Linked DNA regions of Mus musculus: region 2 is linked to region 1. A link is a loop called in an ENCODE intact Hi-C map of the cell type or tissue named here. Cell type or tissue: heart. All regions are shown on one strand. Each heading gives the region's core, and the rest is flanking DNA. Links, peaks and the distances in the headings are about the cores only.

What was found. Hi-C counts contacts between places; a loop is a spot of excess contacts. Peaks named below come from ENCODE experiments on the same cell type or tissue, not always from the same donor. Only the 100,000 strongest peaks of a DNase experiment are listed, where the experiment ranks them.
Region 2: a loop joins it to region 1, with 3 times the contacts of the local background. A loop is called at or near these places in 7 of 42 quality-filtered maps.

Annotation. Positions count from the first base shown.
Region 1 is chr4:62,690,805-62,699,130 of GRCm38, reverse strand. Rgs3 (regulator of G-protein signaling 3) reads right to left here. Exons shown (of 16, transcript NM_134257.3): 12 at 1,799-1,860. Among named protein-coding and RNA genes, the nearest start is that of Gm52741, 25 kb to the right of the region's middle. In heart, for the core only: CTCF peaks have their summits at 1,491 (motif pointing left), 2,937 (motif pointing right) and 5,008 (motif pointing right); DNase peaks (open chromatin) are centred at 1,480, 1,990, 3,470, 7,330 and 7 weaker places; H3K27ac peaks cover 2,677 bases; H3K27me3 peaks cover 4,246 bases.
Region 2 is chr4:62,636,555-62,644,880 of GRCm38, reverse strand. It overlaps Rgs3 (regulator of G-protein signaling 3), which reads right to left. Exons shown (of 16, transcript NM_134257.3): 8 at 4,053-4,164. Among named protein-coding and RNA genes, the nearest start is that of Rgs3, 21 kb to the right of the region's middle. In heart, for the core only: CTCF peaks have their summits at 4,221, 5,574 and 5,776 (motif pointing right); DNase peaks (open chromatin) are centred at 1,250, 2,990, 3,420, 3,910 and 2 weaker places; H3K27ac peaks cover 4,226 bases; H3K27me3 peaks cover 3,721 bases.

The sequences.
Region 1 (8,326 bases), core at 302-8,301:
GTGTGTGTGTGGGGGGGGGGGTCATTGGATGGTTTACTTAATTTCTACATATTTAGTTTTGTGATTGAATATTCTTTTTTTTTTTCATTTTTGGTCTCTGCAATTCTCACAAAGCCAAGGAAACTTAAACTTTCTAGATAGTTTGTGGCATTTCTCCTTCTGAAGCTATCCAAGCCTAAATGCGCCTCTGAGATCACGGGTGGCACTATACCTGGTAGCAGCTGGCAGCTCAGCTCTGGAGACCGAGTCAAACCCAAGCTCCCCTCGTCTGCTGAGTTCAGCCCCTTAACCAATCTGGAAGTCAAGTTTCTTGCTTGTCTAACAAGGATGATACTCCTGTTACCTGCTGGGGTGTTCAGGATACTAGGGTGTGGCAGGCATACAGTGCCAGGCACAAAGGTGTTGGGACCTAAGAAGCTGCTGTCACACCTGTTCTGGGGTTCAGGAACAGCTGCCCAGAGACACCCCCACTCCACCACGGCTGCAGTAGGTTCTAAGTCAAGGAGTCCAGAGACCAGTGGCTCTCTGGGTCAGGATAGCAGCCCCAAAGCAGACTAGCCTCCCATCCTGGCTCCCATTCCTTTGAAACAGAGTCTGGACAAGTTAACTCACTTCTTCCTAAGTCTGTTTCCTTTTGTAAAACGAGGATGTGGCACACAAAAAGGGCATGCAAAGTATGATCACCTATGCAACACCTATAGAACCCAGCACAATGAACACTGGCTGTTGTGTCCCAATCAGATGCTAAGAGAACTGTCTAAGCTTTGAAGAATGTGAACTCCAGACGTTCAAAAGATGATGCCCACTTTTAAAGGCAACTACAGAGTGTGGATCTGAGGCAGTTCCAGAACTCCGGACACCCACCCTTCACCACCACCTACTGCTCTCCCAGGTGCCACCGGCAGCAGCTCTGACATTGTATGGATACCTCCTTCCAGTCCCCATCCACCCAAACTGCAGCTAAATGGGGGAGTGTCCCAGCAGAGGATGGCTGCTTGTACATTTCACTGCCTCGGGCTACAGTCTGAGAGAAGCCCGCTGTTGGGGATAAAACAGAAGAGGGCAGAAAAGCTGGAGAAAATGGTTTCCTAGACCAGTGGGCTCCCGCCCAGGTCTGAGCTAGGAAAGAGGGTCACTAAAGGCATCACGCCCAGGGAAGACGCCTCTCCGCTTCCCCCAGCTCTAATTCTTTCTTATCTGTTACTGAACCTGGAGGCAGAGGTTCCTTCCCTCTGGGGGATTGTGTTCCTACTATGAGCCATGCCCCCACAGACTTCTCTCTGTGAATCTGCTCCTCAGGAGCCTCAAGACTGAAAGTTTGAGGAAACCTAACGAGAGCATCGCCTGTCCCTCACAAGCCAGAGACCTCATTAACTGGCACCAGAAATAAACCTTCACAAGGGTAGGGAGCCTGGGCTGGGCTGGGCTGGCCAGAAAAACTTGCAGAGAGCATGGCATAGTGTAGCTAGGCCAGCAGTGCCCCCTTCTGGCCATGCCTGAGACTGTTCACTTTCAGGAAGTCCAGAGACTTGTCAGTTCAGCTCTTTGTATGCCAAGGACTTTTATAAATCACTGCTTGGCTCAGAGGCTAGGCTGGGCCAGGGATACTTAGTTCCTGCCTAGCTCTGAGAAAATAAACTTTCAAGATCCTAATGATTTATCCTGAGTCTTCAATAGCTCACTGCTCCTTAGTATCTGTCTGGGGGTGTGGGTGGGGCTGGAGTGCAACCCTACTTCTCCCAAGTCTGGGGTAGAAGAGAAGGAATGTCAGGAGACAATCAGGATCGTCCCAACCTACATGTTTTTGCTCTTTCTCTTCCGGGAAGCTTCATCACATTCTGTGAGGTCAGTCCCACTCATCTGCAGAGAAAACAGAGATACAATGTTGTCTGGGTACCCAGGACACAAGGCTCCAGCAGCAGCCTGCAAGCAGCCCAGTGATCCCCAGTGCGCCATCTCTGGCAGAGCTCCCAGATCAAGCAGTCGGCTTCTTCCTGGTTTGTGGGGAGAATCAGAGGGACATTTGACACTGGGAACAGAGGATCCCGTCAGGCGCCATGGCTGGCAAGTGAGCAGGGGTCTAGACAGACTTCTGCTCTGTGATTTGGCTGGTCACTGCCTCTTTATGATTCTTCACATCTCAGTTTCCACAACCAAGATCCTGATGGCTATCTCAGGACTCAGGGTGTAAGGAGACTGAGAGCATCCCCATTGCCTTAAAGCACTCCAGGGCTCCCTAGTACTCTTGGGATAACATCCAAAACACCACATGGCAGAGAATCTATCATGGGGCTTGGTACGACCAGTTGCCACATCATCAGTAAATTGCCAGGCCAGCACCTATTCTAGAAGCTCCCTCCTCTGCCCCAGCCCAGCAGAGTGTTTGCTGCTGTCCTTAGTGACTCTCCTTCTTAAGGCATAGCTTAAGGCACCGTAGCCAAGCAGCACCGATGCCTCTGTCCCCAGGAATCCTTTCATGCCCTCTTTATCTCTTTTAAGGTCCCCACCACACCCAAAATGGTTTGTCTGAACCCTCTTCTGCTTGGCTCTGAGTTTCCATTGGAAGCCTCGGACTGGTCACCTTCATATGGTCAGTGTGGTAGGAGCACACATTTGCCAGATAAATGCATCCAAGAAGATGCAGCCTGAGACACTGCATTTAGGAGTCCTCGCTGCTGGATCCAGAACCTCCAGTTTCATTCCTGTGACCCACCCCAGCCTGCAGAGTCTATAGCCCCAGCTCCCTGACTTTGCCAAATTGTTCCTCCTGCATGAGAGACCCTATCTCTTGTAGCCTCCATCTCCTCGCAGCCTCACACCCTTCATCTAGCTTCTGTCTCATTAATCCTCCTAGAAAGTCCATAAGTAGTAAATAGAGGCTCATTGCCACTTGCCCAAAGGACCTGAACCACTTAAGACAGAATCCGCCTATGTAAATTAAAAACTGTCCACCAGAGGGCGGAGCACTCAAGTGCCAAAATGGCACAAGGTGACTGTTTCCAAGGAAAGACTCAGCAAAAAAAACTGCCTCCTTCCTGAATCAGTTGCCACACCAGAGCGTGGAAACATGTGTGTGTGTGTGTGTGTGTGTGTGTGTGTGTGTGTGTGTGTGTGTGTGTGTGTGTGTGTGCGCGCGCGTGCGCGCGCGCGCATACATGCACCCAGGAACACACACCATGTCTGGAGCCAGTCCCAGCATATGTGCTGCTTCTACCAACTTGGAAGACGTTATTTTTTGTTTGTTTGTTTCAGCAGATGCCTAGGGTGGGTTAGCAGCCCAAACGGGCAGAAGATTGACCAGGATGAAATGTGGGTCCCAGTCATGGACATCTTGGCACCCAAAATGCCCTCAACACTTGGCCGACCCTGCTGTACCTGACTCACAGAGACACAGGCTCTGCAGTTGTGCTAGCCTACCTCAGCAGTGCTCGGAGCCCCCACCCGTGGGAAAGGACCCACAGAGCTGGGTTTCCTCCCATTCTAACCTCGGCTTCCGCACTTTATCAGCCCCACACAATGGGCCTGGGGACCACTCCCGCCAGCCACCACCCCCAGTCTCTACCCAGCTGGGAAATGGGCTCTTCCTTCCACTACTGGGGGTGGGGTGGGGTGGGGTCATCTTCAGTAGTCCTAGTGGGAAGCTCTGACCCCGGGTTTTGGCTTTCAGGCACCTAAGAAACCTTGGCACTAAAAGGGGACAGGGGCCTACAACCAGGAAGAAAGACCAAAAACTAAGCCAGACAGGGCTTCCTGGACCCTAGTGCCTCCTCAGTATCCACATTGGCTGCAGCCTTGGGTCTTTGGAGGTGTTAGCATGACCCCCAAGATCATCCTCCTTCAGCTGCGACAAGGCTGCCCAGGGCCCAGCTGGCAAAGGGGCAGCTTCTTCTACCTGTCCCTACCCCTCCTCCATGACCCTGCCCTGCTGCAAGCTGAAGTGAGCCCGGAGTCACTGGCCCTCCCTGAACTCTGGCAGGGATCCCTGGGGCCTGCCTGGCCTCACCCTGCCACCTCTGGGACTGAGAGCTCTCAGTCTCCCGGAATAATAACTATAATTCTTATTGTCATTACCCCTATAATTACAGTCGTGATTAAGAGTGTGGCTTCTAAACAGCCTGGATTTGAATCCTAGCTCAATCCCATATTAGCTAATTGACCTTAGCTGTGTTCCATCTGCTTGCCACGTCTGCTCCCTTCATTGGCAAAACGAGGGCTCAAACTGGACCCCTACCTCACAGGGCTGCTGTGAGCCAACAGACGCATAGGGATGGGGATAAGGGGTGGTTATCAACATCCATCAGCCATTGCGAGGACCACACACCAGGCCCTGCTGTCCATCAGCCACTGCGAGGACCACGCACCCAGGCCCTGCGCTACAGTCTGTAGTCATGGATGATCCTACCTAAACCTCACATTCCCAAGCACCATTTGCTACTATTTTTTTCCCGGCTTGCAGCTGGGGAAACTGAGGCCCGGAGCAGTGTAACTTGCCCGGACTCTTTGAACTGGTAAGATGCAGTGAATTTGGTGTCTGGCATCAAAGGCCAATGGGGTTTGAGGGCTCCCCTACAAGCAGAACCCCAGCTTGCTTCCCTTCTTGGTCCTGGTCTGACTCCTGGGTCATCTGGCCATGTGTGGCTGTCAAACTGGGTCCTGTGTGACCATGTGGCAACAGTGGTCTGTGCACTAAATTTATTTAGGCATAGGGAATTTGAATGTAGGAAATATCTTTAGGATTCTCTTTAGAATAAAATAGAAGCCTAGAAAGTGTTATCCTACCCTGGAGGCCAGGGGTATTTTAGAGTCCTTTTATCTGACCTTTTGTGACCCTTGGTCAGGACAACCATGACAACCCTACAGTGGGTCAGGAAGGAAACACAGCCAGGAGAGAGCCATCACTTGTGTTTCCTCGATGTCAAGGAACGGCCAGACAAGGCTGAAGTGTGTAAGTCTTAGGCTCCCACACAGTGAGGCTCCTCTAGAGAGCGTCCACTGAGCGGGGTCTCCAGGGATCTGGCAGCAGGGGGCGCCATGAGCCGAGTTAGCTCCACACAGGGGCCGGGCCCAGGGAATGATCCACCGGAGAGCCTCATGGTTCCCCAACTCCCTGGACCTCCTTGAACACCTGTGAAGGCACCAAGTCCAAGCAGGCAGTTTATACGGTGTGCATGGTTCTAAGACATGACTCACAGTGGACTCTGCACAGGGCACAAGGGCAGGGTGTCAGCATGGGGCAGAGAGCACAATGTGACTACCACCCTGTCGCAGGTAGCCTGTGCTCAGAGAGCCACACGGCTTGGCCACACAGCAGCACAGCAGCTCTGTCTGGCCTTCCTGGCTCTCACATCATTACAAGATCACTGTGCTATGCTCCGGGCTTTTAAGCTCTCTGATCTAGAGCTCTCTATATGGAATGACTTCCCAGTCCTATTTGACAAAGGGGAAACTGGCGCTCCAAGAAGCGACTTGACCAAGGTCGGGGAGGAGGCAGAGCTGGGCCTGGAATGGGTCTACCTGTCTCTATAGCTGATGTCTTCACCCTCTCTTCGTCACCTCAGGAGCCAGGCCCAAACCGAGAGGGTACGAGAGTAGTGAGGAGAACACAGGGGCCTCTCCCTCTGTCAGCCTCCTTTTAGCATGGGATTAGGGGTGAAGGGCGGGCGTCCAGAGTGGTAGCTTCAGCCTGTTGCACTTGAAAGGCTGAGGCAGGGGAATGGTCAGGAGTTCAAGGTCAGTTACACAATGGGTTCTGACATCCTACCTCAGAAAATGAATTGGCAATGCTGTGGGGTGAGGAAGGTCAGAACAGTGTCCGCCTCCACTTCTACCATCTCAGCAGCATGATAACCATTCGTGGAGAACCCAGTGGGAACTGAGTGGCAGATCTTGTCTTAAGCCCCTGCATCAACCTACTTGAGCCTTCCAGCATGCTCTGAAACTAGAGTAGTTACCATAACCACACCAGAGAGGACACAGGCTTGGAGAAGGGAAGGGCTAACCCGAGGCCCTCCGCTAGTGAGGGGTGATAGTAAATCAGGGGCTTGTTGAGTCTGGCCTTGCCCTGGATGGGTTTCTGACTGAAGCTGGAGGCTGGAAGTGGGAAGGATGATGACCTACTCAGAGGCTGGAGAGTGGAAGCCATGTGATCTAGAGTGGCCCACACATACTAGGAACAGCCTTTGGGGGCCCTGGTAGCTCAGTTACTCAAGCCTGAGAAATGAAGTGTCAAGGAAGAAGTGACAGTGGGGACCGGACGGTGGACAAACACAAAGCTGAGGCAGGAGGGACCTGGTACAGACCTGCTAGGCTCCCGGGTGGGGCATCTGTCCTTAGGAACTCGGGTCACCCGAATGGACAGAGGGACGAGTTGGAATGCATGTGTGAATGTGTGTTAACTTCCGTGAATGTAAATATTTGTGTTGGAGCAAGGATGGTGGAAGAAACAGAACTAGAAGGGTGGGGTTTAGCGGGAGGCAGGTTGTGGAGACCTAAAGCAGGTGGCTGGGCCCTTGGTCCTCAGCCGCCTTCGAGAGAAGGGGAGCCAGGTCTAACCGTTGTGGCTGTAGCAGCTGCCTCAAGGGCTGGCCTAAGTGGTAATGGTGGCAGTCAAGTTCAGGTAGGTATCCTAATCCTCAGAGCATTTGTTTAAACTACAGGGTCTGGGTACCAGCCCTAGAAATTCTGGCTCTAGAGAGCCAGGCTGGGGATGAGAAGTCACAGGGTGAGACCATACCCTGGGAGTTTACAGATAAGGAAGGACAGCTACGAGCAAGCCCTGGGGATTTAGTTCTTGTGTCCAGACCCAAAGCAGTTCCCAGTTTGGAAGGCCTAACCAACTTCCTGCAGAGTGTCTTCCAAAATGCCAGGTCTGTAGTATTGTCGGTGGTTACAAAGTTGCAAAGGCTTGGAGACCATGCCCCAGCATGGCAGCTAAGTAAGCTGGGATCTATTAGTAATGTCTGCCATGGGTTTGGCTAGGGAGCAGCAGTAAATAGTCCTGTTCTATACTTTGCTCTAAGCTTATTCTCCATTTATCCTAAAGGTATTTGACCTTCCAGGTCTCACCATGGGCATTTTTTCTCACCATTGGCATCTGTTTCCTGGAAGGTCTCAGGGTCTGTCCTAAACTTTTGTGTCTCTGAGCCTCATCTTGCCTCCCACAGTTGTCATAACAACCCCTCTAGCCTTAAGGATACACTTCAGGGTAAAGGAACAGCAGCAGGGCTCCCTGAGGGCTTCTTCCAAAGTGTGCTGTCAATCATGTCCTCAGGCCCCAGGCTCTTCTAGTTCATCCCCACCCACTCAGGGAAGGAAAGCAAGTCCCAGAGGAGCTGGTGACTCACTCAAGGCCACACAATAGGTAAGGGATAGAACTTAAGCCCAAACTGGCTTAAAGGCCATGGTGTGGTTTGTTCTGCTAGGCTAAATCCCCAGCCCACACAGAAAGCCCTTTCTTGCTCCTCCCTAGCTAAGCTCGGCCCCACTGCTCCTGCAGCCTCTGCTGTTGAACACAGGGCCTTGGCACAAGGCAGAAAACCCATAAACACTGATTTGCATGTTTGTAAACATTTGTGCAAGGCAGAGTCCTTATGGGGTCTGGTCTTGGGGTCAGACTCTAATTCTGATCCAGACACTTGTAAACTGTGTGGTCGATTTGGATCAAGTTATAGAACTTCTCTGGGACTCAGATTTCTCATCTGTGAAATGGGCACAAAATACTCTCTAGGGCACAGAGCTACGGGACAGATTAATGTGTTGATGGGAACTGCTTAGACAAAACATACATATGCTGGTTTTGTTGTTAGCTAATAGATTTCTAGTCTGGCCAGGCCTGGGCCAGATGTAAATTATAATATGCGGGGGGGGGGGGGGGGAAGGGGTAGTGTAGAGATTAGAGAGCAAGCCTGGGCTGGGTGCCAGGCCCTGTCTTCTCCCTTGTTGAGATAAGGTCTCTTTCCTTGTTTGCTGCTTCTGGTTCCTCTGCGTTTCTGGGGCTTCTCACATCCCTGTCCCCACACCTTGCCTTAAGAATACTCAGATTAAAATATTTAAAAAGAATACTCAGGTTACGGAGGTGTGGAACCTTATCTGGCTTTATGTGGGCTCTGGGGAATCAAGCTCAGGACTTCACACTTGCCTGGCAAGTGCTCTGCCCACCGAGCCACCTCCTCAGCCCTGAAAGCCCGTGCTTTCCCAGTTACTATCTCAGACCTTTTCAATCCAAACGCCTGATGTTCTGAGCTAAGCCACACCTTTTCTGCCTTCAGCATAAGACAATGGAGCCGGGAGAATACATCTGATCGTGTGGGTTCTTCTTCATGGCACC
Region 2 (8,326 bases), core at 288-8,287, 54 kb after region 1:
AAGCATACTGAAATGTTTCCTAGCAGACCCTCATCTAAGGGAGAGTCACTGCAATCTACCTAAGAAAGTAATAGAAAAAAACCCGGGTTTGGGGAGCAGGTAGTAAGGAGAGCGGAGGCTCTAAAAGTATGGAGCAGGACTGAGATGGGAGACTTGGGGAAATAGGAGCTGAGGTTGGGGAAACACACTGTCAGACAGTCCTTGTGTCAGGAAGCCATTGACGAATGACAAGCTCTCTGTGCTTTGACACCTCCCCTCTCCAACCTTGCTGGATTGCTGCAAACTCTCCCTGGCATCTGTTCCCCATCACAGCCTTGTGTTGGCAGCAGTGTGACAGCATCATGGAAGGGGAGCCGTCGTGCTCAGCATGATTCGGAGCCTCATAGAAGAACGACAAACTGGGGCAGCTGAGGGAGCCAGGGTGGACTGCCTGGAGCTGAGGGTACTAGGGAGGACTGCCTGGAGCTGAGGGTACTAGGGAGGACTGCCTGGAGCTGAGGGAGCCAAGGAGGACTGCCTGGAGCTCTGGAGAAGACTGCAGAGAGAAGCTCTGCCCTGCTGGAAGAGACGGACACTGAGGCGGAACATTTATGGGTTTGCCTTGAACCATGCTAACTGCCTCTGCCATTTTGGAACGCATCCAGAGGTGGCCTTTGCATCCCACCATGCAGTGCACAGACCATGCAGAAGGCTTCCTGACCATGGGCTAGGTGGAGCCCAGAGAAGACTTCCTGGCCTGTGCCTGCCGGCCGATCATTTACCCAGAGCACATCTTACTGCTGCTTTGAGATTCAGCAAGCCTTCTTTACTAGTGGGGGCAGGCCAAAAGAGCTCTTGTCTCTGTTCTCCACATACAAAGGCAGACGGACAACAAAGTGCATGAGCACGAAGAGGCAGGGCTGAGATTTGAACTCAGGAAGGACGCTACCCCCATATCTGGAAGTCAGGCTTCCAGATCCTCTATTATGATACTTCTGCCCTGACACGGGCTTTCTGTGATTCCACCTGGCTAGGAGCTCCAGAGTGGACAGGCCTCTTCCACAGTTCTCACTGCAGTGGCCAGCACTGGGGCAGACATGGAGGACAGCTCAGAAATGTCAAGCGAGCATTTCAGCAGCTGGGGCCAAAGCAGCTGAGTTTCCAAGCTGGGATCCTGGCTCCCCCAATGTGCCTGGAGAGCCCATGAGTCAGATAGACATTTCCAGGTCATGCCTAAGAACAGGCAAGGCCAGAAAGACACACTGTGGGCGTGATGCTTGGCCGCCTGGGAGGCAGAAACACAAAGAGTAGTAGAAGCGGCAGACAGCCGTGACAGGAAGAGACCACAATGGGTCCCCGCTGACCGGAGATGTCCCAATTGTTAGCACCAGTTCTCTGCCTGTTCTCATCACATCACCACTCAGTCCCGATGAACACTGGGAGAAGCTGGCAGGAGGGGGCACCACAGGAGTGACCACCAGCCTGAGCTCTGGAGGAGGAGACACCCCAGCTCCCAGGCTAAGGCAACACCCTGGTCTCCTTTTAGTTCTTCATTGTCTGCAAAAACAAGCACCTAACAGTCACCTGATACATGCCACGCTCCCTACAGAGTTCTGGGAATATGGGTGACTAACAGAGGTTGACCCTAGCAAACAAGTCACAAGGGAGTCCTTGGTCCCAGGGAGAAGGTGGATTGTGCCCTGCCAGGGAGTATAACTTGCCAGCCACAGCCTGTCCAGAAGTCTGGATGCTTTCTTTGTTTAATACCTTTATGGTCCCCTAAATCGATCTCTGCATTCATATTGACTTGAAAGTGAGAAGAAACCTATGAGTCTCATGCCAGGGTTAATTAGAGACCCTTCTGCCACCAGACACTCCAGCTAACTCCCTAATGCATCTCTTAATAGCCTCACTTGCTGCAGTAGTGCGCATATAGGAGAGGCCAGGAAACAATGGCCCCAGCTTCAAAACACTGGGTCCCACAGCTGACTCCTTTGGCTGCTACAGAAGGGGCACTGGAGTTTGGTAGAATATGGAACCTATCTCAGGAAAGCAGGGGTGTCGGGGTGGGGGTGGGGATGGGGGACAGTACAAAGACTCCATGGTGCCTGGAAAGAAGTCTAAGCCCTGAGCCATGTGCCTTGAGGGCTCCTGTCAATTAGCCATTTCCTTCCATCTCAGCAGCTCCAGGATTCCCAGTGGCCACTGTGAAACCCACTTACGGCTGTGGTCTACCAAGGGAATCCAGTACAGGGACACATCCTCCATGCCAACCAACCTCATAGGCTCTCATGTCCATGACGACCTTGCCTGTGCAGCGCTGCCTGGGTCACCTACCCTTAGCTCTTATGTGACTGTCCCATTATCAACAGGCAGACATGGTCTCGGCCCCAGGAAGCCAGATCTGCACACAGCTTAGTCTCTTGGGAGCTCCTCTGCACCCAACCTGAATATCACTAACTGGTAGAAGAGAGAGTAGAGTGTTAAATCCAGGCTCTGGGACAGCCTAGCCAGCCCTCAGCCTCTATATCCCAACCTGGAAGCAGGGTAATATGAAGACTGGCTATGAACACTTCTCCTAGGAGCCCTGACGGTTCCCTCTGGCGGGGTATCAGAGAAGAGGGAACTCAACGAGCTAGCTGAATCCTTACTTCACAGAGAAACTATGATGGGGAGGGGAAAAGAAAAGGACCCACAGTGCTTACAAGCATATTGTTACAGTAATGAAGTCAAGTCTGGGCCCCCAATCCTGCAGCCACTGCTCTCTCTACCCTCCAACTCCAGATCCACCCAAAAGTCAGCCAGCTGGGACAACCCTCTTCCCACTCCTTTTCCCTCCTTCCATTTAGCAGGGAGCTGAGCCAGTGAGGGTCTTGTGGCCCAGGACCTTCAGTGTGTATAACAGTCAGGGCTCAGGTCCTGGTGCACCTAGTACATGGTACTGAGCACCACACTACTAGGTACACATTCATCTTAACCGGGTCCCAGATCAGCTGAGCTGGGGGCGTGGCAAGGAAGCCAGGCTGACTATACTAAGCATCCGTGAGACCACAGGGCAAGGTGGGAAAGTAGTGGGAAGCCAAGGGCAGAGTCACTGGAGGACAGAGGAGCCATCTGGAATACCAGAGCCAGGAACCAAGAAGCTGAGAGGCCTGCTCTTCTAACTGCCTTGTCTTGTTCTCTCCTTGGTTGTCTCCCTTGCTCTCCTGTCAGGAGACACCCTAGTCCTTGAGCAGGCAGGACAGAGCTAGAGAGTGAGCACTGGGAAGAACTTCCCACGGGAAGGCCAGTTCCCAAGGAGGCAGAGCGGCAGCGGGTGGGGGTGGGAGGGAGAACCAAGCACACAGACAGCATGGCTTTGCAAGCAGTCAGGAAGTTCTCCTGAAGCAAAACCCCACCAAAACAGAATTCTTTCAGGGCTAATATTTTCCTCCCCGTTCCCCTGCCGCCCCGAGCTCACACAGGTCTGTTGTTGTTTGCATAATCTGGGAGAGGAAACCGAGCCCCTTTCGGCTGAGACCTCAGGCGCCAAAGCCTGCAGTTGGACAGATAGTCCCAGCTGGTTTTCCGTTCCCTGGTCGCCCCCATGGGCCAGACCTCCATGGAAAGTTTGTGGGTTAGAGATTCCCAGCTTGCTGCTGCTGCTCTGCGCACCGACCCCAATCAGGCTTGCTCCAGTTTCCCAAGGTGCTGAGCTAACCTACACAGCTGGCTAAAAAGAGAAGTTGTCCATAGACAATTGTCAAGAAGCCTCTACTGGGAACCTGTTTGGAGCCAGGCACTTTCTGTAAACGACCTAACTTAACCCCACCTTCTGACAGGGCTATAATTATCCTACTTTACAGAGAGGAAATGGGCTCAGAGAAGTGAAGTAACTTCCCAAGGCCACACCAGAACTGAGGGAATTGAACACAAGGTCCGGGAGTCCAAAGCTCTCCCTGCCCTTCTCCTTGGAAGCTCCCTAGGATAGAAACCTCCTGCAGAGATCAGGTATAGCAGAAGGTGGCTTGCCAGCCTTGTATGCAACACCAGGCAGACCCAACAGCACGTTAGGGTGCCCATGTCCTTCTTACCCTCCTGTAGCTTCACGCTCTGGAGGTAGAGGGGATTTCTCAGGACGTCGCAGCGGCCTGGCTCCTCCTCCTTAGTGAACAGCAGCAGGTCCGAGTAGGCAAACAGTGTCACCTGTTCGGGGAGAGAACAAACACAACTGTCTGCTTTGCTGTCCCTCCGGGATGCAGAGAGCCACGAGGTCCACTAGAGGTCCAGGAAACACATCCTGGACCTCCAGTGTTGGCAGAGCCAGAAGGAGCTCCTTGAGGGACCACGCTAATGATGAAGGCTTGCCCTGCAGCGGGAGCAGCCAGTTCATCCCTGCGCGTTCTGTACTTCCCTTGCTCAAAGTAGAAACAAATACAAATAAACCAGACTTAACAATGGCTCCTGCCCTCAAGGTGGGTAGCTCGGTCGGTCTCTCTATGGCCATAGTCCTCCAGGCTCACTGTTCTTGGAGGAGCCTTACTTAGGCCCTGGGGTGTCCCCAGACCATACCCCATACCTGGCTCCCTCAAGCTTCTTCTACAAGCTATCTGTAATGTGAGGGGAAGATTCATGAGGTAGTATTACCAAATTTCTTGCAGTTATTTTTGTAGTGTACCAATGAGAAATTTGGTTCAGGAAAAATGGTGGTTACTTACATTCTGATCTAGGTTTGCACACAACCGCTACTCCTCTTTATGCTCCCAAAACAAAGGAAGGGCCATTTTTAGCCATTATAAGTAACCTGACAGATCTGCTCAGCATGTTTTTATGTTGAAAAGAATTCACTTGGTTTTCTATGTCCACTATGGTTTACACGGTTCTTTCCTTAAAGCTTTAAAGTCCTATCTCAGATGATGATGATAATAATATAAATTATTAATTATGGGACTCTTCTTCAAGGGGCCATAGCTGACCCTCCATGTCTTCTGAAGCAGGGAGACCCCACCAGAAGAGCTTGGCACAGCCTGAAGGGCACAGTTTGTGATTTGTTAACCATGTTTGAAAAGCCGGCACGCTGACATTTAGCTAGCGAGCTGCTCAAGATGATCCCGCAGTCCCACCTCTGAGGCTCTCCGAGAGAAATACAAGAATGTATAAATACGAACATATAAGGATGTTCTCGGTGGCACTTCTGCAATTAGAAAAAAATAAAAGCAGAGCATGGTTATATACAGTTACAATCCCAGCATTCTGTGGCCAAGCAAGAGAGTTATGAGTTACAGGCTATCCCAGGGTATACAATGCACTCTAAGCTAATCTGGGCTATGTGATGAGAGCGTGTCTAAATTTATATATGTTATACATACATATGTGCATATATATGTATATGTACACATATATATGTATATAAGACGTATCCAAAGCCCTACCTGACATTCTGGGCATTACACAAAAATGGAACCTGGAAGTAGCTCAGGAATGTACTTAGGCAGGCCATCTCAGGGCCATGCCATCTTCCAACAGGTCCCAAACACAAAAGCTCTAGAGTTTGGGTGCTGTAGAGATGTCTCTGTGGTTAAGAACATTGACTGTTCTTTCAGAGGTCCTGAGTTCAAGTCCCAACAACCATATGGTGGCTCACAACCATCTGTAATGGGATCTAATGCCCTCTTCTGGTGTGTCTGAAGACAGCTACAGAGTACTCATTTTTAAAAAATCTAGAACTCTTTGCCAGAAGGGTTTTTTGTTTGTTTGTTTGTTTTTAAGGTTTATTTATTTTATGTATGTGAGTATACCATCACTGTCTTCAGACAGACCAGAAGAGGGCATCGGAGCCCATTATGGATAGTGGTGAGCCACCTTGTGGTTGCTGGGAATTGAACTCAGGACCTCCAGAAGGGAGTCTTAACAGTGAAGCATGCCCCAGCCCAGCCCAAAACAGTGCGACAGAAACATCCCTGCAGCTGAGTACCTGCTCCTGCCCTGTTCCGCCCTCACTTAAACAGTATCACTGCCCTCTCCAGCTCAGACAGGTTAAGTGACTTTCCCATGACCACACAGCTAGGGATCTAATGACAGAGAGGTGGTGATGTGCCTATAGCAGAAGAGACAATAAATTCAGTAAGTGTAGGAAGGAAAACAATGGAGTGCTCAGAAGACGTGTGGTTACAGATGGTCTGAGGAGGGTTTGCAGAGTCAAGGGGCTGCTCTGTAGGCAAACCCTCATCTTCCCACAAAACATGTCCCCCACTCAGGGGAGGTCTGGCTGTTACCTCTAGACCATAGGGAAGCTGGCAGAAGAAAGGTCAGAAGAGATAATCTGTGAGACTAGAAAATTAAAATTAAAAAAAAAAAAAAAGCCTAGGGCTGAATGGAAGACTTGTGGGAGGAGCCACAAGGTGAGAAAAGCACTAGGCCACTGCCCCCAGTCTCCCGCCTACTCCCAGAGCTGAGAATATGGTCTAGACAGGAAGTGATTAAGGCATGAGAGAAAATTTTCCCCAAAGGTCGGTCAGGCAAAGGCCAGGGCTGGCACAGGGCTGGAGGCAAGGCAGATGGCAGGCATGCCAGAGCAAAGCATGTGGGCCCTGCTGCTCCCCAACAGCCTACAAGCAGAAGCCTCACAATCCAGGGAACACTGTCCCCCTTCTCCACAGTCTGGTTACCTGCTGCCTTCCAACACTGGCCCTGGGGTCTGGGCCAGTCTTCCCCACACTTGCTCCTAGGACACATGTATTTTCCAGAATCCCAAGATTAGTCACAGAATCCTTACAACTCGGAGGGTGACTTCTCTCAAGTGGCCCTGACCAAAGCCTTCTCCTGGGCACCCGGCCATGGGGCTGAGCCTACCTACAGACAACACCTTGATACTTCAGTTAATGGTAAACCCAATGAGTCTGTGTGAACTGAGGGTGTGGCATCTTGGACTTCATAGTATTCCTGGAACCTAGTAAAAGCTCTGGCTGAGTCCCCAGTGACCAGAACTGAGGTCAGGATGTGTGTGTAAGAGGCTGTCAAGAGGCTGACTTTGTGATGCATGCCTTTAATCCCAGCAGAAGCAGGCAGGTCTATAGGTTCGAGGATAGCCTGCTCTACAAATCAAGTTCTAGGACAGCTGAGGCTACACAGATAAAGCTTCTCTCAAAAACAAAACCAGAGGCTGAGGCAGGCGGATTTCTGAGTTTGAGGCCAGCCTAGTCTACAAAGTGAGTTCCAGGACAGCCAGGACTACACAGAGAAACCCTGTCTTGAAAAACCAAAACCAAAACAAAATGAAACAAAAAACCAAACAGGCCGCCACTAAATGATGATTTGATCTGGGTGTGCGTCCAGATCAAACCATGTGACTTCTGTGCTGTGGGGATGGGAGCAGCTCCCTAACATCACCATGCTCAGAGAAGAGTCAGGATAAAGAAACAGAGAGAGAAAACGTTCAAGACATGCAGAGCTTCCAACTGCTTAGCACCTTCCAGTTTACAACTCTGCTGCCTAGAGAGGCCACCATATTCATTTAGAAACCCCTTTGGGAAAAGTTATTGCCTGGAGAATGACACAGAGTAACTAGAATCTAGGAACCTTACCCTCCCACCCCGACATGTTCTCAGAAGCTACCCAATGCCTGGTGATAGCTGCTTTCCATTTTCAGTTTGAGGATCGGGAGACATGTCGAAGCTCTCCTAGGAGGCTGCTGCTCTCCTACTTTGAGGAGAAGGGATGAAGTTACTTTTCTTGTCTTCAAATTAAAACAGACTACCTTCAGTCTTAAAGGGAGAGTTTCTTTTGGTTCTCAACTTCCAAAGATCCAGTGGGCAAGAAGTTGTGTGTGTTTGTTGGAGGTGGGGGAGGGGGGAGGATGAGGGGTAGGGGCTGGGAGAGTGGTGGGGTAGGGAGGAGTGAACTGTTACTACGGCTATAGCTTGGCTTGTGTTCCCTTGGTTTTAACAAACATACCAAAAGCGCCAGGGATCATGGAGAGCATTACCCAGCCAGAGAGCCAAGAACTTATCCTGGCTCCATTCCCTACCAGCCTTGAGATTCTTGGGTCCTGGTTGAGCCCCAGTCTCCTTGTGCTTCTCTCCTGTCGTGAGGATGTTTCAGGCCTAATTGGGATGACGTGTGTAGCAAGGGATCATGTACGTATCATGCATGAGCAGAGAGGATATGCAGTAAATACCTAATTTTTGTAGATGTAGTGGTGAACAAGACAAGAGAGAGAAAATCGGACATAAGAGTATAGTTCAGGTGGCTCTTGTCCTTAACTGGCTTCTTCTGGGCACATTAAGTATGCAGCCACACCTCTCCAGCTCTGACCCTGCAAACACGCACTTAGGCACCAAACCCAGCACCAAGGGACTTCTCACTCTTA